2 separate regions of the Homo sapiens genome follow, and region 1 is linked to region 2. A link is a loop called in an ENCODE intact Hi-C map of the cell type or tissue named here. Cell type or tissue: prostate gland. All regions are shown on one strand. Each heading gives the region's core, and the rest is flanking DNA. Links, peaks and the distances in the headings are about the cores only.

Evidence for each region. Peaks named below come from ENCODE experiments on the same cell type or tissue, not always from the same donor. Only the 100,000 strongest peaks of a DNase experiment are listed, where the experiment ranks them.
Region 1: a loop joins it to region 2, with 2.7 times the contacts of the local background. A loop is called at or near these places in 2 of 110 quality-filtered maps.

The regions. Positions count from the first base shown.
Region 1 is chrX:150,676,267-150,688,362 of GRCh38, forward strand. No RefSeq gene overlaps it. Among named protein-coding and RNA genes, the nearest start is that of MTMR1, 11 kb to the right of the region's middle. In prostate gland, for the core only: a CTCF peak has its summit at 7,457 (motif pointing right); a DNase peak (open chromatin) is centred at 7,475.
Region 2 is chrX:150,499,561-150,511,656 of GRCh38, forward strand. MAMLD1 (mastermind like domain containing 1) reads left to right here. Exons shown (of 8, transcript NM_005491.5): 6 at 3,714-3,957; 7 at 10,402-10,486. The coding sequence ends at 10,442. Among named protein-coding and RNA genes, the nearest start is that of MTM1, 63 kb to the right of the region's middle. In prostate gland, for the core only: no CTCF peak of the experiment used is centred there; a DNase peak (open chromatin) is centred at 9,041; H3K27ac peaks cover 1,677 bases.

The sequences.
Region 1 (12,096 bases), core at 6,450-8,949, 180 kb after region 2:
AAATATTTTCTATTATAACACAGACCCGTGCCAGCTGTCGAAATACAAATAAATAAAACAGTAGGCTCCTTCAAGGAGCATCTGGCTTAGTGGGAAGACAATCCAGTTAACCAGTAATTTCCAAGCAGGGTGCTGCCTGCAAGGATAGAGACAGATGGTGGACTTCTGGGCCAGTATAGGGAACTAGGGAGGAACTTCTTGGCAATATTGTCAGAACTGAGCCTTGGAAGCTAAGTAGACATGCAAGGCTGGTTTAACATATAAATCAATGTAATATACCACATTAACACAATGAAAGATAAAAACCATAAAATCATCTCAATTGATGTGGAAAACCATTTCACAAAGTTTAGCATCCTTTCTTTTATGATAAAAACTCTTGATAGTTTATATTTAAAAAGTTTATCAACATAATAAAAGCCATTTATGAAAAACCCACAGCTAACGTAGTCAATGGGGAACAATTAAAGGCTTTTCCCCTAAGATCCAGTACAAGGCAAAGAAGCTCACTCTTGCCACTTCTATTCAACGTAGTACACAGTGCCAGGTGCAGTGGCTCATGCCTGTAATCCCAACACTTTGGGAGACCGAGGCAAGGAGATCACTTGAGGCTAGGAGTTGGAGACCAACCTGGGCAATATAGCAAGATCCTGTCTCTACTTAAAAAAAAGCCAGGTATGGTGGTGTGTACCTGTAGCTCCAGCTACTCAGGAGGCTGAGGCAGGAATTTGAGGCTGAGCCCAGGAATTTGCTTGAGCCCAGGAATTTGAGGCTGCAGTGAGCTATGATTGCACCACTGCATTACAGCTTGAATGACAGAGCAATTTCAGAGACTGCACCCTGTCTCTGAAAACAAAAACAAAACATAGTATTGGAAGAACTGGCAAGAGCAATCAGACAAGAAAACTAAAAGGCATACAAATCAGAAAGTAAGTAAAATTATCTCTGTTTTTATTTTTCTTTGAGGCAGGGTCTCACTTTGTCACCTAGACTGGAGTGCAGCAGCGTAATCATAGCACACTGCAGCCTTGGCCTCCTGGGCACAAACAATCCTCCTGCCTCAGCCCCTCAAGTAGCTGGGACTACAGGCATGCACTACCAAGCCCAGCTATTTTTTTTTTGTATTTTTTGTAGAGACGGGGTTTCACTATGTTACCCATGCTGGTCTCAAACTCCTGAAGTGATCTGCCCACCTCAGCCTCACAAAGTGCTGGGATTACAGGCGTGAGCCACTGTGCCTGGCCCAAAATTATCTCTATTTGGAGATGACATGATCCTATATGTAGGAAACCCAAAAGACTCCACACACAAAAAAGCTGTTAGAACTAGTAGATGAATTCAGTGAAGTTTCAGGATAGAAAAATCAATGTACAAAAACCGGTTGCATTTCTGTACACAAATAACAACCTATCCAAAAAAGAGATCAAGGGAACAATCCCATTTACAATGGCATCAAAAAGAATAGAATGCTTAGGAATAGAATGCTTAGAAATTTTGCCAGGAGGGTGAAAGCTCTGAACACTGAAAACTGTAAAACTCTAATAATAAGAAATTGAAGAAGACACAAATAAATGGAAAGATATCCCATGCTAATGGATTGAAAGAATTAATATTATTAAAAAGGGTCATACTACCCAAGGCAATATACAGATTCAACACCATCCCTAGCATAATGGAATACTACACGCCCAGGATAAATGATCAAACCACAGCTACATGCAACACAGTTGAATCTCATAAGCATGTTAACTAAAAGATGCCAGGTACAAAAGAATATAAAGTAGCTCCCCCTTATCCATGGGGGATATGTTCCAACACCCCGAATGGATGCTTGAAACCACAGATAGTACCAAACCCTATATATACTATGTTTCTTTCCTATATACACATAACTATGATAAAGTTTAATTTATAAATTAGACACAGTAAGAAATTAACAGTAGTTAATAACAAAATAGAACAATTATAACAATATGCTGTGATAAAAATTACATAACTGTGTTCTCTCCCTTTCTCTCCCACTCTTCCCCTCTTGAAATACTGTAATATTTTCAGACCATTGTTTATCATGGGTAACTGAAACCATGGAAAGAGAAACCTCAGGTAAGGGGGGAACCACTGTATACAATATTATTCCATTCATATAAGTTCAAAAACAAACTAAATTCATGTTTTGGGATGTATGTGTGGTAAAACAGCAAAGAAAAGCAAAGAAACCATCACCATAGAAGGGAACACTATGAGCAGAAGCAAATGGTGCATTAAGTAGGATGCAGCATTTGTGGAACTCAAAGCAAGCAGGTATTCCTGAGTCGTAATGTGAACGGGCCTGGCAAAAGATGACTGAGACGCAGGCAGGGGCAAGTCATGGAGTGCCTTGGGGGTCATGGGTGGGAGATGGATTTTAGGGTGGCAAGGCTGGGGACAGAAAGGCAAGTTTGAGGCTGATGTAGTTGACCAGATGGGGAGAACTGAGCCTGGAATAGAGACAAGTAGAGATGGAGATTGAAAAAAAAATTTTTTTTTAAGTTTGTGACTGAAAAAAAGAGACAAGAAAGAAGTCAAAGATGGTACTGAAGTTGCTGGTGGCTGCAATTGGTTGGCAAGTGGTATAATTTTCAGAAATAGAGGATATCAGGAGAGGATCGAGTCTAGAGCAATGCTGAGGCCAGTTTGGGATATGCTGAATGTGAGGAGAACAGGTGTCCAAGATGTGGTTAAGTTTAGCTCTGAAGCTCACAAAAGAAGTCGGAAACACAGATTTGGGGATAAAACTATGGAAGTAGATGACATTGCCCATGCAAGTAAATGGAGAAAAGTGGCACGCCCCAACTCCAGATTGTACGGGACAGACAGAGGAAGAGGAGACTTGGGATGAGATGGAGAAGGAAGGTCAGATAAGTGCAGAAGCAAACAGTTGCATCATGGAAGGTAAAAGAAGGATAATTTCAAGGAGTGAGTGCTTAGCATGGGAGATCTGGTGAATCAAGGATAAAAAAAAATGTCCAGTCAATTTGGAAAGTAAGACGTCCCTGGAGGACATTCGCAAGAGCTCTTTCATTGAGGCAGAAGTCAAAGAACAGCGAGTTAAAAGTCACCAGCCAGGATTCTAGCTCAAGCAGCTAAGGGGTGCAAAAGGCCGGAAGCGCACCCAGTTTGAGAAACTATTATTTTGGCACCAGGGTCTGCTTTAGCACCACTAAGCTGCAAAAAGATGCGATGGCCTGTGTTCTAGGTCCTAGGGCAAGGGCCGTGTAACAGTGAAGAGAAAAGAGAAACTGAAGAGGAATAGCCCCACCTCCTGCAGTCATTTATTCAACAAGTACCTGTGAGCCCTATCAGTTTAAATGCGACTTGATTATGGCACTCTTCCCCAGTGCCCCTCCCTTCAATACTATCTTAGGTCCCAGCGCTCTATGCTCCCTCAGGGCCTTATACCTCTCCTACTATTGCACTTGCCATACTTTGTTGAAATGAATGTCTTTCTTTTTCACTGCACTCTAAGCTGCCTTGTTTTTAGCTACAATGCCCAATAGGCTGCCTGGCACATGGTAGGTGCAAAATATATATATTTATTTGAATGCATGAATTAGTGAGTGAATGCACGAAGGGTACACAAGAGTGGGATTCTCTTTCTAGAGGGTTTGCTATAATGAAAGGTGAGAGTGGGGGGAGGGGGAGGATAGCATTAGGAGATATACCTAATGCTAAATGACGAGTTAATGGGTGCAGCACACCAACATGGCATATGTATACATACGTAACAAACCTGAACGTTGTGCACATGTACCCTAAAACTTAAAGTATAATAATAATAAAATTTAAAAATAAATAAATAATAAAAAAGATTGACAGTAAAAAAAAAAAAGAAAGAAAGGCGAGAGATTGGATAATAACTGTTGAGAAATGAGACAGACAGAATGGGCTTTTGAAAGGAAGAGACTTTCTTGGGATCATACATCGGGAAGAAGCCAGTGGCGAATGAGAGATTGCATAGAGAAGAGGGAGCTGTTACCTGATTGAACAAGGCCTCAGAGTGGGGAAGAGCCCAAGGACACAGAGGGGGATTTGCTTTGCACAACAGAAAGGACTCCTCTTCCTCAGCAACTAGAGAAGAGGAGGGTGGGTGCAGATGAAGAAACACTGATGGAGGGAATAATGGTTCCTCAAAGATGTCCATGTCCTAATCTCCAGAACCTGTGAATATGTGAGGTTACATAGCAAAGGGGAATTAAGGTAGCAGATAGAATTAAGGTTGTGATACTAGCTGACCCTTATATGAGGAGATCATCTGGATTATTGAGGTGAACCCAATGTCATTACAAGGCTCTTTAAAAGTGGAAGCTGGAGGTGGAAGAGACTTCAGAGTCATAGCCATGCCATGAGAGAAAGACGACTGGCCATGCTGGCTTTGAAGATGGAGCAAGGGGCCAGGAGCCAAGGACCGCGCAGCCTCTAGAAGCTGGAAAAGACAGGGAACAGATTTTTCTCTAAAGCCTCCAGAAGGAACACAGCCCTGCCCACACCTTGAGTTTAGCCCAGTGAGACCTGGGTTGGACTTTCATCCCCAGAAATAATAAATGATTAATATAATATTAATAATAATTAGTGAGATAATAAATGTATGTTGTTGAAGCCACTAAGCTTGGGTAATCTGTTACAGCAACCATAGGGTATGAACACAAGGGGGAATTTGAGGGAGTTCATGCCTGATTACCTCGACGTTCTTACACACTCCCACTATACCCACGATAGCAGAGGCCTGTAAGGAAAACTGTTTGGCCCAGAGCAGAGGAGAGGGAAGAAGATTCAAATGTCCCTGAGAAGTGGTGCTCACTAGCAGGCTTTCCAGTATAGTTCAAATTCACTTCACCTCAGTAGTTCAAAAATCCTCAGGCACCAGTCTTGTGGTGCCCCCAGGTGCCTGGTGGAAGCAAATGCTCTATGGAGGAACACACCTTTATCGCAGCCTCTAAGAATTCTCGCAAATCATTTTTCAAAGAAATTGAACATCTCTCAGTGAAAAATAGCAGACAGAAAGCCTTCAGCGAACATCAATAGAAACAAAAAAGCAGAAAACGACTTGTAAGACTTCAGATTATTCAAATTATCAGACACAAGCAGTCATTCTGCTGCAGTTGGCTTATATAGGTTGGTCAGAGACAACTGTGAGCATCTCTTCCTAATTCTGTATTCAGTGATGTCAAGGTGGTACTTTGAAATCGGCCAAGCTGGGAAGAGTTACACCACAGAAATGAGCAAATGCTACAAATAAAGGCTTTGTCTTTCTTCAGAGAGCTGATAATTAAAAATGTACTAGAACATTGCTGGAGGCAGATTATAAAAATGAATATGAAAATTATCTTTAAAGAAATAAAATCTAGGTGATCTTGACTTTGACAATGAGTGTTTAGATATAAAGCTCAAACACAATCTTTGAAAGAAAAAATTAACAAAATGGGCCACATTAAAATTTAAAACTTCTGTGAAAAATACTTAAGAGAATGACAAGACAAGTTGCAGATTGGGAAGAAATCTTTGCAAAACACATATTCGATAAGGACTGTTATCCAAAATATAAAAAGAACCCTTCAAACTCAACAATAAACACAACACAATTTAAAAATGGCCAAAAGACTAACAGACACCTCACCAAGGAAGATCTACAGATGGCAAATAAGCATATGACAACATGCTTCACATCGTATGTCATCAGGGAAATGCAAATTAAGACAGCAATGAGATACCACTACACACCTATTAGAATGGCCAAATCCAAAGCACCAACGACATGAAATACTGGTGAGAATGTGGAGCAACAGGGCCGGGCGCGGTGGCTCACGCCTGTAATCCCAGCACTTTGGGAGGCCGAGGCGGGCGGATCACGAGGTCAGGAGATCGAGACCATCCTGGCCAACACGGTGAAACCCCGTCTCTACTAAAAATACAAAAAAATTAGCCGGGCATGCTGGCGGGTGCCTGTGGTCCCAGCTACTCGGGAGGCTGAGGCAGGAGAATGGCGTGAACCCGGGAGGTGGAGCTTGCAGTGAGCCGAGATCGCACCACTGCACTCCAGCCTGGGCGACAGAGCAAGACTCCGTCTCAAAAAAAAAAAAAAAAAAAAAAAAAAAAAGAGAATGTGGAGCAACAGAAACTCCCATTCATTGCTGGTGGGAATGCAAAATGGCACGGACACTTTGGAAGACAGTTTAGTTTCTTACAAAGCTAGACATAGCCTTACCATATGACCCAGCAACCATGCTCCTTGGCATTTATCCAAATGAATTGAAAACTTATGTCTAGGCAAATCCTTCACACAAACGTTTCCAGCAGATGCCCCATGTTTGTCACTTAGTTGCCACAAGTTGGTAGCAGTGAAAATCTTCTTCAATAGGTGAATGGGTAAACAAAACTATGGTACATTCAGACAATGAAATGTTATTCAGCACTAAAAGGAAATGAGCCTATCAAGCCATTAAAACACATGGAGGAAACTTAAGTGCATATTGCTAAGTGAAAGAAGCCAATGTGAAAAGGCTATATACTGTATGATTCCAACTATGTGACATTCTGGAAAAGGCAAAACTGTAGAGACAGTAAAAAGGCCAGTGGTTGCCAGGGGTTCAGGGAGAGGGAGGGAGGAAAAGAGGGAGGGATGAGTATGTGGAGCACCGGGGATTTTTAGAGCACTGAAACCAGAAACCATTGTTTATGATACTATAATGGTGGATACATGCCATTACCATGTATTTGTCAAAACCCATAGAATGTACAACACAAAGAATGAACCCTAATGTAAACGGTGGACTTGAGTTAATAATAATGTGTCAATATTGGGTCATCAATTGTAACTTGTGTACCACACTAATGCAAGATGTTGATAATAAGGAAACTGGGACGGGGGGTGGGGCGTACTGTGAGAGGGTATATGGGAATTCTCTATAATTTCCACTCAATTTTTCCGAAACCTAAAACTACACAAAGAAAGGTCTATTAATTTTTTTAAAGGCACCCCAGGTAATTTTGTGCAGCTGGCCCAGTGCCAAGTGTTTAGAAATGACTATTTCAGGCAATACCTACATATTGGTCAAATTGCATCCTTAAATAGATGTCATTGAAAGAATTAATCACTGATTACAGAGTTAGCTCCTTTTGGAAAGGTGTGTTGTATTGATTGATACTCTGGACATAAATAGGCTTTAAATGTAGAGATTTCTTTCTTTGGCCCTACACCTGTAGAAGCACTGCCTGGTAGGATTTCGTAGGAGGAATTCAATCATCAAGTGGGATGTGGATTGGAAATAGGAAGACATTAGATTAGCGTTTCTTTCAACCCAGTAAGTCTGTGAGTGTCCACGCCACTTATCAATGCATTCTCAGCTCCAAAGGCATCCTCCTTTAACTGCTCTGTGATAATGGAGATGGGCTTTGTAAATATTTCTTACCAGCTGGCATAATGTAAATCCTTGTCAGTAGAGGGCGCTAGAGAGAGAGAGACCAGAGGAGAAAAAAGTTTTATCTTCCAGATTCTGGGGTGCCTCATCTTTTTGCCTCCTCCAGAGCACAGCTTGCTTTCTCTGTTGCTGGGCTCCTATGCACATGCTTTCTTTTGAGCTAGGCCCATGCATGTATCATCCCAAAGAAAACCACGTCAAAGCATTTAATAATCAAACGCCCAAAGATCAAACATTAAGAAAGAATCCTAAAAGCAGTAAGAGAATAGAAACAAATAACATACAGTGGAGCCCAAATAAGTCCAGCAGCAGACTCTTCAGTGCAAACCTTACAGGCCAGGAGAGTGTGGCATAGCGTATTTAAAGTGCTAAAGGAATACAACTTTAATGCTAGAATAGAATATCCAGCGAAAATATCCTTTAAGCATGAAGGAGAAATAAAGATCTTCCCAGACAAACAAAAGCTGAGCGATTTCATGAACACCAGACCTGTCCTATAAGAAATGCTAAAGGGAGTTCTTCAATCTGAGAGAAAAGGATATTAATGAGCAATAAGGGATTATCTAAAGGTACAAAACTCACTGGTAATAGCACAAAGAAAAACACAGAATATTATAAGACTGTGTGGTGTGTAAAACACTCAAGTAGAAAGACTAAACAATGAATAAATCAAAAATAATAACTGTAACTTTTCAAGACATAGGCAATACAATAAGGCAAAGGGAAACAATAGAAAGTTTAAAAACAGGCAGATAAAGTTAAAATGTAGAGTTTTTATTAGTTCTCTTTTTGCTTGTTTGTTTATTTGTTTATGCAATCAGTGCTAAGTTCTCATCAGCTTAAAATAATGGATTATCACATAGTATTTGCAAGCCTCATGGTAACCTCAAATGTAAAAATATACAACAAATACGCAAAATGTAAAAAAAGCAAGAAATTAAATCATACCACCAGAGAAAATCACCTTCACTTAAAGGAAAGAAGGAAGGAAGACAGGAAAGAAGGAAGAAAACACCACAAAACAAACAGCAAACAAATTACAAAATGACAAGAGTAGTCCTCACTTATCGATAATAACATTGAATGCAAATGGACTAAACTCTGTAATCAAAAGACATAGAGTGACTGAATGGATGAAAAAACAAGACCCTACAAGAAACTATTGCTTACAAGAAACACACTTCACCTATAAAGATACACAAAGATTGAAAATAAAGAATGGAAAATATAGTCCATGCTCCTGCTTCTCCAATGGACTCAAAATCTCATCCAAGAAAAGCATTTATCTTTCTCATCCCTAAACACATCTGCACACCTCTCCTAAGACCTGATGGTTACTGTCTATAAATTTCAGCCTCTAATTACATCAAGTCAATTACTATGCTATTTCAGACTTAGAGAAATGGATAATCCATATATAATATCTGATGTTTTAACTTATATTTGAATGTGAATATCTCTAGCGTTTGAAAAATCTCTAACATTCAAACAAGAGTGTTAAAACTCTGCGCTGAAGGCCTTACAAAGCAGTCCAGCTTTGGAGTCCAGGTCTCCTGCTGCCCAGTCCACCCTAGGGCTGCAAAGCATCACTGCCCAAGCCCAGACTGAGTTGACGGCTGTCTGCATAGGTGGCAAAGAGACTGTGTGTTTTTCTCCCCACTTTTGGTGAGCCCCATGTGGTGGTGCTCAGGATGAAAAGGATCCCCCTAACTCCAGCTGACATCTACTTGGCAAGCAGGGCAATGGAAGGCTTCAACATTGGTTCTCAAAGATGGAGCCTCATGTACACAGTCCTTACTTGGCAGTCATATGTTATGGTCCTGGCACACAACAATGGCAACAAGAACAATGGCAACAACAACAACAACAGTGGGTCTCGGTTTTGTTTTCATTTTATTGGTCCATGCAACTCAAAACCTGTGACTAGGTGGTCTGAACTCACTGTCTCTCTTTTTGCCCTCCCAGACATTTCTGTCCCTTGGGAGTGCTCTCAGCAGAGTCCACACCACCTCCTTGCAGTCAAATCCAGGGAACACTTCTTTGTCTTACCAGATGTCCCAGCAACACTTGACACTCTGGATCACTCTTTCCATCTTAGAACTCTTGACTTTCTTGGCTCCCATGCCCCCTCTGCCCTGACTCTTTGCTTGTCTCTGCCAACCCCCCGAGCTCTTCCCGGGCCGCTCTTCTTTCACCTGCCCTGTCAGTGCCAATGATCTAGTATGTCTCCTTGGCTCACTTGTCTTCTCATTTTACATGTTTTCCCCAGGCAAATTTACACATTCTCATCAGGGCCAACTTCATGGGTGTTTGGCCTGTGCACTCACACAGGGCCCCATGCTTAGAAAGGCCCCATTCCTGATTCAATGCTTTCCTATCACCATCTGGAAATTTGTAATACTTTTGAACAAGGTACCCTGCATTTTTCATTTTGCCCTGGGCCCTACACATTACACAGCTAGCCAGTTCTGCCTCTCGAGGTTTTACACCTTTAGGCTGAAATCTGTAGCCCGGCCTTTCTCCTGGGCACCAGACCCATCTACCCCGTCACTCCTGGACATGTTACAGGCTCTTCCACTTCAAATAGCTTCTCTTTCTTTTTTTATTCTTTATTTTTATTTTTTAATCTCAGGGACTGGCATCACTTTCCACCCAGGCACCCAAGGTCAAGATTGATTCTGAAGACAATGTTCTTCCTTTGACTTCATTGACAACCTCATCTCCTGGACCTCCTCCTATTTTGGACTCTTCTCCCTCCTTTGCAGACCACTATATCTCAGCTGCTTGCTTAAATGTGGCTGCCTTAAGGGAATTTATCTGGGAGAAATTTATGTGTTTACTGAGTGGGGCAAAAAGTGTGTCTCTGAAATATGCTTGCCAGGTTGAGGCAAGTGGAGTCTCTGGAGCTTTGAGAGTATGAGGTCTCTGGACCGCAGTCTCTGTGTGAAGGTGAGCTTGACACTGCATTGTAGAGCACCTGTCATAAGACTGAGGATACAGGAATCTCAACATCAAAGAATGGTGGAGATGATGGGGGTGGTGAAGGCAAAAGCCTCCCGAGGCATCCTTTAGCCTTGCCAATAATTGAACTTGTGGCTGAGAACCTTCCAGATAACTTCTAAAGGCAAAGTTAAGTCATCTGTGGTGCTTTTTCTGTAGTTTATTGTTTTAGTCCATTTTCTGTTGCTTACAACAGAAGACCTGAAACTAGATAATTTATAAAGAAAATAAATTTTTTCTTACAATTCTGGAGGCTGAGAAGTCATAGGTCAGGGGGCCGTATCTGGTGAGAGCCTTCTTCCTGGTGGGAACGCTGTTGCATCCCAAGGCAGTGCAGGGCCTCATATGGTGAGGAAGCTAGGCGTACTTGCTCAGGCCTCTCTTCCTCTTCTTGTAAAGCCACCAATTCCACTCCCATGATAATCCACTAACCCATTCATAAGGGCAGAAGCCCTGCTCTTTTGAGCTGACACTACAAACCCTCCAAATGATGGGAACATTTCTCTGCAGTGCAGTCACATGTAATTCCATTGAGGATTAGCTTTGCTCAGTCCTAGCAAAATTATGTTTTTGAGAAATTTATTTTACAAGGGACGATCAGGTCCACTTTCATTTGCTTAATTTGTTTTCAAGAAATGAAAGTGATGATCCCAACCGTAGTTTCCAAATCGTGAAGCTGAAGGTTAAATTACAAAGAGTTCCTCTGTCCTCAAATTTTACGAAAATTAGCCAACTTTTTATTACCTCTCTTTCCTGAGTTCCTTTCCAACTGTCTACTGGACATCTCCACTTGGATACCCATAGGTACCCCCCAAGACTGCTATGCATTGTTGCACAGGTTGTGAAGTGCACAAGGGGGCCACATCTAAGGGGGACTGCTATGGTCTGAATGTCCCCAGTATTCACTTGTTGAAATTTGATCCCCATGGTGGTGGTGTTAAGAGTTGGGGCCTGCTGGGAAGTGATTAAGTCATGAGGGCTTGTCCTCATGAATGAGATTCAGTGCCCTTATAAAAGGGCTTAACAGAAGGTGTTCACCCTTTTACCTTCTGCCATGTGAGGACACAGCGTTTCTCCTCTCTGAAGAATGTAGCAACAAAGGCATCATTTTGGAAGCAGAGAGACCAGGCCCAGACCAGCGAGAGGTTTGATGTTTCACATCCCAGCCTCCAGAACTTGTGAGAAATAAATATCTATTGTTATCTATTGTTTCTAAATTACCCAGTCTGTGGTATTTTGTTGTAGCAGCACAAACAGACTAAGACAGGGATCCTTCAGAATGAGGTCCACATAGATTTCTAGGTCTATTATGGCAGTCTCTTGGCATATGGCAGCCAAAGGTTGAGCTTTAACAAAATTGGTTATACTATGACAATTTTATGACTAACAGAAGTCCAGTGTTGTTAGGAAGGGTTTTCTTTTTTCTAATATACACAAAGGCAACTTATGGGCTTGGACTTAGGGTGGGTCAAGCTCAACATGTCTAGAATGAATTCATCCTGGTCACTGACCTCTCCCACCTGCTTGTCATCTTGGATTCCTTTTATCAGTGGCTAATATCTCCTTTACCCAGTTTTCCAAGTCTGAAACCTCAGTGCCAGGCTTGGCCCACGTTGGCATCTCCTTCCCTCCTCACTTCATG
Region 2 (12,096 bases), core at 7,541-10,040:
GAAAGAAGGAGGAGCACCTGACTGCTCCTCGCCATGTGCAGAGGAGGAGCCCATGCATTTCCAAACCCAGGGGTTGCTTGGTTTCTAGCTTGGTTTCTGTCTGTACCCCATCTTGCTATTGTGTGACTTGAGTAAGCCCATCTCCACTTCCTCATCTTATTAGCTAGGAACAATCTATCTCAAATTCACATGTGCACAGAGTTCAGTGCCCAGCACACTAAAGCATGTTCAGTAAATATGTTAGCTGATGTTATTTTCACCATATGATTATGATCACTCTCTGTTCTACTGATGGGTTTTATAAACCCACCAGCATTGAAAAGAGATGAGTAGATGTGCTAAAATGAGAGTAAAGGCTCAGTTTATCATTGGTGTTTATCCCAAAAAAAAGACTAGCACAATGCTCACCAGATTATAATCTCCCAAGTGCCTAGAACATCATGCCAAGCTAGTAACATAGTAAAGTTTATTGAATTTTGCAAGTATTTGCTGAGCCCTTTGCCTGGGCTAGATACTGTCGGGGCACCAGAGGGATTTAGAGATGATTAAGACTTGGCCCAGCAAGAATGTTCAGTCAGCCAAGGGTATTCAGCCACAGGAGCTGGACCTGGAAAGAGAGGCAGAATTTCCAGGGTGGAGGAGCTTCATCTCGAAAGACACACAGAATTCCCAGAGTACAATCATGGAGAAAGGGCATTCCAGGCTTGGCAAACCAAGGAGCACAAGCACAGAGGGCCGACCACACATGGCAGCCTGTCTGGAGAGCTCCAAGGAGATTGGTATGACTGGGGGTACGTGACATTATGGAACGCAAAACCTGGCTGCTGAGAGGGTGGATGTGCTTGCACTTGCATCTCTAGTCTTGGTGCGAGCCATTGGAGGATTTTTCAGGGGAAGGGAAACTGGGCTGACCTGGTTCCAGCAAACTCTCTGACAATCATGAGAAGCCCAGGGTCCAGGGGGATGAGTAAGTGTGACCTCCAGGAAACGGGGCACCACTATCAGACTCTATCTGTCCCATGGCTTACTTCTGTGAGATTCGAAATAGTGTAGACCTTGTCAGTCCATGAGCTAGTAATTATGCCCACCAATTACTGATTTATTTGCCTTTCTGAGATGTGCAGTGATCCCAAGGACAAAGATGGATTTACCTTATGTTTAGAAACTTCTAGAAGTTGAAATGTTCCTAACAACCTTTCCTGTGGAGGTTGTACCTCACACTTAGAGTGTGTGATAAGCAGTTTCTTTTCCTAATTAAATAAAATGGAGAAAAGACACAAGCATCAGCTATAAAGCTCCCAGTCAGTCACAGTCAAGAGACTGAATCTCATCTCTTTTATTTATTTTTTGTGTTAACTGGGGATTGCATTGGTCTGCACAGTGCTTGCTCCCATCCTGCTCCACTTGATTGAGTGGCTCCAGGCCCCCTCTTGATTGCTGCTGAAATAGAACTGCCCACACTGTCGGGGTATCTTCCGCCGCTGGTCATTTCCATGTGCCATCTGCAGTTTTTTCTGCCTGATGGACTACTGAGGCACTGCGTATGTTATGCTGATGGGGGGTCCTGTTTCTTGACCCATCACTAATATCTTGCAAGTCACAGGAAGCTACCAGGGATTCCTGAGCAAAAGCTTAAAATGCTTCAGTTCTCTACAAATAAGCCCCATTCATTGCTTTTAGAGTGTGTTATCATGGAGCAGACAAGTAATCAGAACCTGAGTAATATTTGCATATTGAGGTCTTCAAAACTCCAGTGTGGCTATAAAATGGTATTTAAAGTTATCAAGGAGCTAGGTATGCAGGCAGAAAGAACTGTCCATTGTAGAAAGCAATGCCTCTGCTCATGTCCCAGATAACCTTGCTCCAAGGACAAACTGGAGCTTGATAACATGAAGCTGCAGATGGCCGGTGAGCTCAGCTCTGTACTCACTAACCACCCCATGGGAGGGGCACTGAGCCCTCTATGGTTGGCATAAATCCCATTAGAATGGTAAAGAAATCCTTTTCACAAGTACATAGAAATCGCTTGCTAAGATTTCATGGGTTTTCTTGACTTTGTTGTTTTTGTTTGGGTTTTAGAGGGTGGGCATGAGTCATCTCTAAAACTGTTCAGGTAGTTAGGTTGTCTTCTTATTCCCATTTTTAAGTATTTATAATTTGTTCTTAAAAATTTGTCCGGAGGTCCACACCTCCCCTTGGAAAACCTTGCCTGTACTTTTCTTAATGGCACATTTTAAGTTTCTATGTTTCAAAACTTGCTTATCATATAACATGCTAATGACTAAACACATGCACACCTCCACACCAATGCAAACGACATGTGGGCTTGGGAACGAGGCAAGCCTGGGTTTGCATCCTGCTCTGCCACTAGTGGGCTGTATGATTTTGGGCAACTTAGTTAACCTCTCTGGGCCTCATTGGCCTCATTTGTAAAATAAGGGCAATAATAGTCCCTTTCTCATAGATGGCTATTTATACAGATCGAATAAGACCAAATATTTAAAGAACCTGGGTTAGTGCCTAAAGCACAGCAAATGCTCAATAAATTCAGTGGTGGCAATTTTTATTGTTATTTCAAATATTACATCAAAATATCTACTGAACTATTATCCATTGCAAAGACTTGCCCACAATAGGTGCTTAGTAAGTGTTTATTGCAATAAGTTGAAGTGATTCCAACTATGTAGCTTAGATTTCGGGTATGAGTGTTTCCTTCTCCACTGGGATGTTTGCTAATGGACATAGATGATCACTCACAGCTCAGGTATTAAAAGCAGGAGAGTAGAGGTGTTCCTTCATGTAGAAAGAAGAGCAACTTCTCATCAAGGCAGGCTTCCAGCTGGTCCTTTGGACACCACTGTTGCTAAGCACTTGGTGTGCTCGTCAGGGTACCAGGGCTCTTAGCAGCCACCCATTTGCGTTTTGCAGCTTTTGCTGACATGGATATCAAGTATGAAGTTATTTTAATTGCCTTTGGCTGAAAAAAATGGGTCATATGTTCAATATGTTCAATTCTGGTGAAATCCCTGTCTTCTAAAGCATGATAGAAAGGGGAGGTCCCACCCACACACAAGTCCTAAAATCTTGGGGCCCTAGTGGGGTATAGTTCAACAAGGGCTGCAGCTCAGGACGTGGTTGTTGTGAGATTTACTCGTGACTGTTTGGTTTTGCACTCACCATTTGGTTTTGCAGATTCCTCAGCGTGTTCACACACACATACCTACAAACCAGTTTAGAGTTGTGTGCTCCATTGTGGGGGGTGGTCACTGGGGTGGGGTGGGGTAGGGTGGGATCAGGCTTGGTCAAAGTCATTGCTGATGAACCAGCTATCTGACTTAGCTTTGTTCCCATTTTCAACAAGACAGTGATTTCTCAAGCCAGGGGAGTCTTCACATGAGATCCATGGATGGGTATTAAGTGGTCCAGAAAACCCCCCCAAATTAGATGTAAAATGTTGGTGGGCTGGAAAGGGGGAGACACCATAAGTGCTTTTTCTGTGGAGAGAAACCATAGCTTATAACTGGTTCTCAAAGAAGTCTATGACCCAAGACAAGCTAAGATCACAAAGCTGTTTGGTTTCGTTCCACCAAAGCAGTTGGTGGGTATAACCACAACACCCAGATGACCCAGCTAGACACTCAGGGCAGTGACAAGATCAGTCAGAACCATTTTGTGGCCAAGCAGCTGATGGATTGTTCAATCGGTTGTTGTAGACTCATGTAGACAAAGCCTGCAAGCTTGGGGAAGCCAGGCACCCCCAGGTCAGCCTCGGGCGACAGCCCCCGTCCTGCCAGGCCCTGGGGAGTGAGTCCTTCCTGCCCGGCAGCTCCTTTGCTCATGAGCTGGCCCGAGTCACCTCCTCGTACAGCACCTCAGAGGCAGCGCCCTGGGGCAGCTGGGATCCGAAGGCCTGGAGGCAGGTGCCCGCTCCACTACTGCCTAGCTGCGACGCCACAGGTAAGTCACTTCCCCCTGAGCCTCGCTTTCCTCATCTGTCAACGGGGCACAGTCCCCTGCTCAGCCTGCCCGCCTGCCTCACAGGGTTGTTGGGAGGAACACAGGAGGTGACAGCTCCGAAGGTAAAGCTCTGTCCACCCATGAGGGACTTCTAGTGCTTCCTGGGCCTGCTTGTTCTCTACTTTCTGCCCGGCATTCTTTGGCAAAGGGACAACCCAAGCAAGCAGAGTGCTCCAGGTGCCTCAGCCCCACCTCCAGGGAAATGAGTGGGGGATTGACCAGGGTGCAGCTGCTCTCTCCCTCAGCTGTATGCCTTCCAGTACCCCGTTTCCATACCTACCTGCCTGTCTGTCCCTGAGGCCAGACTGGGAACCTGAGGGGGACAGGGGCTGTGCTTCTGCACCTCCGAAGCCCTGCACCTGATACCTGCCTGCTTGGCACCTAGTGGGTGCTCGGGAACTGCCTCTCCTGCCAGCCATCTGCTGTGGATTCCAAACCCCGCCCAGGACTCCCACACCCTAGAGGCAGGAAGTTGGATTGCCCTGCTGGAGGACTGGCAGTCTGGGTAGTACAGGCAGAAGGAATCCAAAGCAAGCTTGTCCAAGAGGCCTGTGAGTTGGGATCATCCTCTAGATTCTAGAGTCTAGAAGGAATGGCTTGACTTGCCCCCAGAGTCGCATCAGTGGTCATGAGAGCAAGCGGATGGACACCAGCCAGAGGGGACCTTTGCAGAGAATTGCATCTGGTGCATAAAATATCAATGTGCACAGGATGTCTGCACTATCTGCAGAGAAAACTGGAGACATGAACATTTTCTAAGTGATAGTGATCAGAAGATGGTCATTAAGCTGAAAGGGCCTCCCAGGATTCTGGCCTTTAATGGAAATTCGGCTTTGGTATGTACAGCCTTGTTCTCTTTATCCTGCCTGCCCTGGCCTGGAAGAACAAGCAGTGCTTTCCTTTCAAGGGCTATTGATTTCTCTCTCTCTCAGAGTCACAGAGCTCCTCAGCTGTTCACTCTTCAGCTGAAACCAGAGAAATCTTGTCCAGCACAAAGCTGCCAGGGAAACAGAATTAGCAAAACGGACGTCGTCCCCTCAGGATGTCGCTGTTTCCACCCTGGTCTGCCTTGCCTTTCCCTGTCTTTGGAAGCCACAGATGAAAGGATATCAGCTAGCTTGCCTTGAGAATTATTGTCCCTCACCTATTCTCTCTCTTCTCAAGCCAACAGCTTTCACCCAGCAGTGAAGTGGCAGAGCAGATTTGTGGCCCCAAATCTTCTCTAAGAACCTTGGAAATTGGCCCCACCTGAGGGCCTTTGAGGGTCAGGCCTGGCATCCACTAAATCCTCCCTGTCAACACAGCCACTTTGTCAGTCCAGCCTGTGAGTCAGTGCGAGACAGAGGATGCAGGCACCACAGGGGAAGAAGAAAAGCAAGCTGGAAATATATTTGTTTCCTTTGCCCGGGATCATTCCCAGCATCTAAACCAAGTTCTTCCCAGACCGGCCAAGACTGAGGAGGAGTCAGAATAGAGTTTGCAGCAGTCATAGATCATGTGGGAAGACAGAAAACAAAGGGTAAAAAGAATTTCATATACAGATCTCTGCCGTTTGCTTTCAGTGGCATTCATTTTGTGAAGCCCCCAGTGACAGCTTCAGACCAGTTCAAACCTGAGGGCAGCATCATTACCATGGGTGAGGTCTCTAGAAGGGCAAGGAAAGACCCCTAACATAGAAAATGGTGTGGCAGTTTCCAGTTCCCCATTGGGGTCCCATGACTTGACCTTAGGTTTCTGCCAGCACCTGCCCACCCTCCATCCCTTCACCCTACTGGGTGGTCATTAGAACATTATCTGCTTTGATTGATTTACTTGTGTCCATAAGAGTAGAGACACACGGTGTTATCCCCATGCCCGGAACAGAGCCTGGCCCATAGTAGACCCATGACCATGTTTGTTAACTGAGTGACAGAGGGACTGACTGGACTGTCATGTAAGCAATACCTTCCCGTCAGGGTCTTGGGAAGGTAGGTTCAGGGGCCCCAGAGTTACTGTGGCCCGTATCCCTCTGGCTGCATTCTGGGCAACGCAAAAGGGCAGGTGTTCAGTGGGTTCCACCCCAGATCTCGGCGTTAACAGTCCACTGGGAGAAGTGGCCCAATTCGTGCTCATTACTCCCAGTGGTCCTGCCTCCCTGCAGGCATTCTGGAGAAGCTGAGTCACAGGCTCTGAGAGTTAGGGGGAACTTAGGAAACAATCAAAACTTGCCTGCCATTCATTTTAGGAAGCCGTTGTAGTTTCTGAGGGACGACTAAAGGGAATTTTTTCCTAAAAGCATCCATCCGTCCTCCAACTAGGCTTCAGATAGCAGTGTGTATGTTGTCACTATCTATGGGCCATGGCCAGTCAGAGCCCACGGGTCTCAGGGGGCTCCACCCATGTGGGGGTGGGGGTCCCCACAACTCAGATCTTGAATGTGTGGTGGTCCCATGCAGTATACTATCTTCCTGTCATTGCAAAGGGAAAGTCAGAAGGGTGAACGAGTTGTTTCTAATTCTGGCTTCCAAACAGTACAAAAGAAGGTTTTTTTCCTTGTGGAATACACTAGTGCTCAACCTTTGGGACAGATAGCTGAGCACCTTCTGCTGTGTGGCAGGCTGGCTCTCTGTGGGGGCACTCATGGAGCAGTGTCTGCTGGAAAAGGAGACAGGAGTTCCCTAGCATGGAGGGGTAGATAATCTCCCCGCTCCCTCCCCTCTTCTGTCCTCCCTTCCCCTTCTCCCTCCTCCTCTACCCTCCCCTTTTTCCTCTCCCCTCCCCTTCCTCCTCCTCCTCTTCCTTCTCTTCCTCTTCTTTATTCTCTCTCCCTCTCAGTCTCCCCTTCCCTCCCTTCCTTCCTCCCTTCCTCCACATTCTTTATAAAACAAGGCTTTGGATCCATTCACTGCCATCCCCCAGAAGTCTTGTCATTTGAATTCTTGTCTGAGTCAGGATGCTCTCCTCCAAGGGCTCATAGGGCAAGGAACTTCAGCCCGAATCCGGCTAAAATCCAGGAACATTTTGTGGGCATCTGTCTCAGTCCCCGAATCGTTTGTCCTCTGCCTTTCCCCCGTTGGAGTCCTTTTGCCTGCTTAAGTGGTTGAATTGGTAATGAGATCATTCTTCCCATGCAGTGGTGAGAAAGCAGCACTCAGGTGATTGCACCTGGGTAAACAGGAGACATTAGCATGTGGTAGCTGGTGAGTGAAGCTGGTGCAGTGCCTGGCGTGGGCTCAGTTGTGCCAGCAGGCAGTGGTGGAGTTTGGGCTCTTTCCCCTCTCTCCTGCCCAGCACACAACCCCCAGGGACAGGTGGGGGCTTTACAGCTCCCTGGCGTCAGCCTAAAGCTTCTAGAAAGGCATCCCCAGGACTTCCAAGGTTGCCATCTTGGCTGAGACTGTCTGTGAATGTGGTCCCTTGTCTGACAGTGGGGGCTGGGAGGGGTGTGACAGAGGAAGAGCTGGGCCTTAGTTCTCTGGGGGTCACCATGAGAGAAGCACACCTGGGCTTGCATAGAACTCAGTGCTGCTTGTCAGTGTCACCTGGCACAACAGGACGTAGTGCCACAGTTGCAGCCCTAGAAAATTTGACGACCCCTTCATAGCTTTGTTTATAAAAGGCCACACGGCCTAGGCTGTCCTTCATAAGAGAGCAGAAAGCGAGTGTCCCAGTCACTAAGCAGCAACTTTCAGGCACGGTTTCCTCCTGGTCACTGAAACCATTTGTCATTTCCTGTTTTCTCCATTTTCCAACGATTCTAATTGTCAGTGTCAAAAGGCAACAACTGTTTTCTTGGGGCTTATCTTTGGAGCACATTGATTCAGAACAAAGGATGGGAGCCTCCATCTGCAAAACAAAGGAAGCAGCCTCCTCGGGAGGCCTGGAGAGAATGCTCTGGCTCCTTTGGCCAGGGACAGCAGGACCAGCATAGGAGCAGAGGACTGGCGGTGCCTCTGGACACTGCCGTAAGGTGAAGAGACCATGGAGGACCGTCGCTTGCTGGTGGCACCCCAGACTTGAAGATCCTGCAGAGCTGGCCACCGGCACCCAGGCTGGGTGTCAGCAGCGCTGTGTGGCCTTGGCAGTTTCCATAGTGATAGGCTGGCCAGCTTTTCCATTAGACTCCGGGGTCCTCTGGAATGTGTGCTTCCCGGGATGAAGACGCCCCAGCACCCGCTGAAGCCTGCCCTGCCCCGGCGTGGCCTTTCCTTTTGTCTGGCACGCCCCTGGGCTTGGCTTTCTCTTTCCGTCCCTCCCTTCGGACTTTACCGCACTTCCCCTGCTGTTTCCTTAGTCACACTCTCCAGCCTCCATCTGCCCCTGCCCCTGAACCCCTACCTCTGTACAACTGTGTTATTTGATGAAACTAATGCAGCAACCGGTGGGGATGGAGTTAAGGACCGTTTAGACCTAGCCAGCCACGCAGGAATCTGTCCCCAGAAGCAGCGGAAGCACCTGGTCTGCAGTTAGGAGATACTGTACTTCTTAGCCGTGTCACCTTGGGCAAGTCATTTAACCTCTCTGAGCCTCTGCTGTCACATCAGTAAGCTGGGGACTGTAGATCTTCTGCCCTGATGTCCTGAGACTGGTACAAGAAGAGCCAAAGCGAAAGGACTGCCTTCAGAAATGGCTGCCAACCCTGACCATCTCAGGCAGATCCGGATGGTGTGGCCTTGGGCAGTGGTCATGTGACCCCCATGCTCCTCAGTGTCCACATGGGGTGTTGCTAGATGACATAAAATAATGGGTGAGACGTGCTCAGTATAATGAGAGCTTGAGAAGGCAGATCCCACCCCCCATCCCCACCCCCACCCCTTGCCGCCTTGCCAATGCTTTGGCAGGGAGAGGGCAGCTCCATAGGGCAGCTGAGAAACAGCCCCTCACTGCCCACACGGCAGCTCCAGTGGAGGGGGAGGCAGGGACCAGGACAGGAAGCAGGCTAAGGGCGGGATAGAAAAGCAAACCCCAGTCTGGTGGAATCGCTTCTGGTGTAGTCTTCCCGGTGCCATGTGTTTGTCCTCTCTGCCTTGGCAGGAACCAAGGCCAGGAACTGCTGCCAGGCCTGAGAGCCGGGCACAGTCCCAAGCACTGGGTCGCTACCCCGCCCCACTCCCACCAGCCCCACTGAGTGCAGAGAAGGGTTCCCAGAAGCCCTTTGCTGGAAAAGCAGGCACTGCACGGGCAGCCCGTGTTGTAGAGGCAAGTCCTCTGGCATCTTCGGGGGGACACAGACCAGAAAGTGGACTTGGAGCTTGTGCTCCCAGACAGAGCTGCCTTGGTGGTTGAGAAGGGGAGAGAGATGGCAGCAGTTGAGCAGAGATGGCCGGGCTCCCCTCACTGTGTGGGGTGAGGCTTCAAGCACTGGACTGGGAGTCAGACCTGGATCCGAGTCACAACCTGACACCAACTGGCTGAGGGTCTCAGAGCAAGTCATGCCTTTTCTGGGTCTGGGGGCCTTCATGTTATTCCCTCCTGGCTATGTTCTTCCCCTTTGCTCCTTGAGCCGATCCCAGACTGAGTGCTGAAACTGCGGCCTTGAAACTTGGCTCGCTCCTCCCCCTGCCCACCCAGCCAGCTTTCAGATGGAGACAGGAAGCTCCTCCCAATTGCCTATGCTGCAACTAGTCAGGAGAAGGGCGGGAGGTTGGCAGTAAGTGTTTGGCTACTCCCAGTGTTGGAGACTGTGTCCACCTGACCATGTGATCATCTGGCCGTTCATGCCAGGACCACCAGGAACAAGCCTCAGTCCTCTTCTCAATGTCCTTTCCCTATGACAGCCCTGCAGAGGCTAGGTATCCACCACTACATAGCCCACAGTCTGCTCTGCCCCAGCCACAGCATCCTTGGCTTGCTCAGCCATTCTTTGTCTGGGTAGTTTGAAGTCCAATCCCCACTCTCATTACTTACCATCCTCTGAATGCAGCCAGTCTGTCTGGGTCTCCCTGAGACTGGCATGCCCAGACTCCTGTGGGTATAGTCTGGCCAAGGCAGAGTTAGCATAGGACTGTCACCTCCCTCCTTCTACATACTCTGCTTCTATTAATGCAGCCTAATGTTACATTTGTTCTTTTGGTGACCGCATCTCACTGCTGACCCATCCTGAGCAGATGGACATCCAAAATGCCTAAAACTTTTTTCTGTGTGCTCTTGCTATTAAGTTCTGTCTCTCCTGCCCCATTCTATGCTGTTGCAGTTGTGTTTTTAACCCAGGTGCAGAATCTTACTTTATTTATACCTGTGGAATTTTGCTCGAGAGGGTGGGGCATGCATGCGAGTGTATGCTGGTGTGTTTATTCATGCTTTCTGCTGCACCAAAGCCAAGTCCTAGGTCCCCACGCAGCGATCCTAAGGCTAATTATTAATTGGTAGCTGTAATCTAATTTGTCTTTTTCATCTTCTGTTTAGCAAGAGGAACAGAGATCAGGTCTTATGGCAATGACCCCTGAACGGCAGAATGCATATATCTCCCAACAGATGAGTCCATTTGAAGGTAAGCAGTTAAGGCCAGTGTTCCCAAAGGGGTGGGCAAGGGGTGCATATGTGGAAGTGGGGTGAGAATTCATTTCAGAGTAAGCAGTTACTGTGCTTCTGAAAGCATTGAGAAAGAGGAGATCTGAAAATCAGTTAAATAATTCATCCAACTCTAAGAGCAGGATCCCAATTGAAGGCCTGGTCTAAATGACTCCAAAATCACCACTTAATTCAAGAGACTGATTTCCCTGAGTCAGGCCCCTTAAAGCAGCTATTTCAATGGGACAGGGAAACAACCCTAGGATCTGGATTAGAATCACTTGGGGGCTGCCACACCCCCAGGGCTCTGATCCTGCCCTTCTCCCACACGCACATTCACATACTGCTGCAGTGACCTTCCATTTCTAATGGGTTCCTGGGCCATCTGTCAGGTATAGGGAATGGAAAAGGGGTTGGGGAGGCTCTGCTTCAGAAAGTTTGTGTCAGGGGCTCCCAGAGCCTCCACAGATAGATAGCAGGGGTCCCCACCCTACCATGGCAGCTATAAATGTGATCAACATTTATTGGCCTAGGATACAGCAGTTAGCAAAATGCCTGATGTAGTTCCCACTCCGTGGAGGTTGCAGGCTAGCCAAGAAGTCATGAGTTCAGCAACCCTTACGCACCAGTGGGATGAGATTGGACCAGGCCGAGGGTAGTCTTGGGAACACTCAGCATTTGTCTGAGGGCCAGAAGAGGCTGCTTGCCCTCAGACAGGAGGTCAGCATCTTTATTGTAGCCCATGACACCTCTACACCATTGCTCTTCTGGTCTTATGGAAGACATCTTTGGGCCTGATAACAGCGGAGTCTGTGTCCCACTTGTCCAGGCTGGAGTGCCACATCAGGCACACTCCAGTTGCAGGGACAGCACAGACAAGTTTCAGGAAGGCTGGTGGCCTCCAGGAGGTTAACCTTATAAGGCCAGATTGTAACCTAGTTGAAAAACATACACATGCCATGATAATAAAAGAACCTAGGCACCATTACAAGAGAAAAAATCATTTTTGTAGATACGAGCATGGATTCTTGGGTGGGTCAGACACACTGGGCTTGTGCTCTGACTGCACTGTCTCCCCTACCTGACCTTGGGTAAACCATAAGACTGCTGCATGACTCAGTGTCCACCCCAAAAAAGTACCGGTAGATATTGGCCACAGTAGATATCAGCTAGAGTGGACTCTCATGACAATGAGGGGAGATGTATTCCCCATCTTAGGCACCTGGGACTCTACCTTCCATCTTCTGCTCCGTGTCTCTCCATCCCCAGGCTCTTCAGAACTCAGGGAGTCCAGAATGTCAGCTCCCAGATTTCAGCCTTCAGAAAGGAAACCCATTACCGTTCAGTTGAACAAATGTTGTCTGAGCCCCAGATCTGGGCTCAGAGGCCATCTAGGCTATGAGACAAGAGGGGAACAAAGCACCGTCTGCACTCACTCACCACACTCACTTGCTGTCCCAGGTCACATCCATCGGGTAGAGAATCTAAGAGGCTGAGCTAGCTCCCGCCACCAGCCCAGCCCACCCCACCTGGCCCCTTCCTTCCTTCTACAAAATATGCACCACCTGTCAAAGGGTGGGCAGTGCCAGG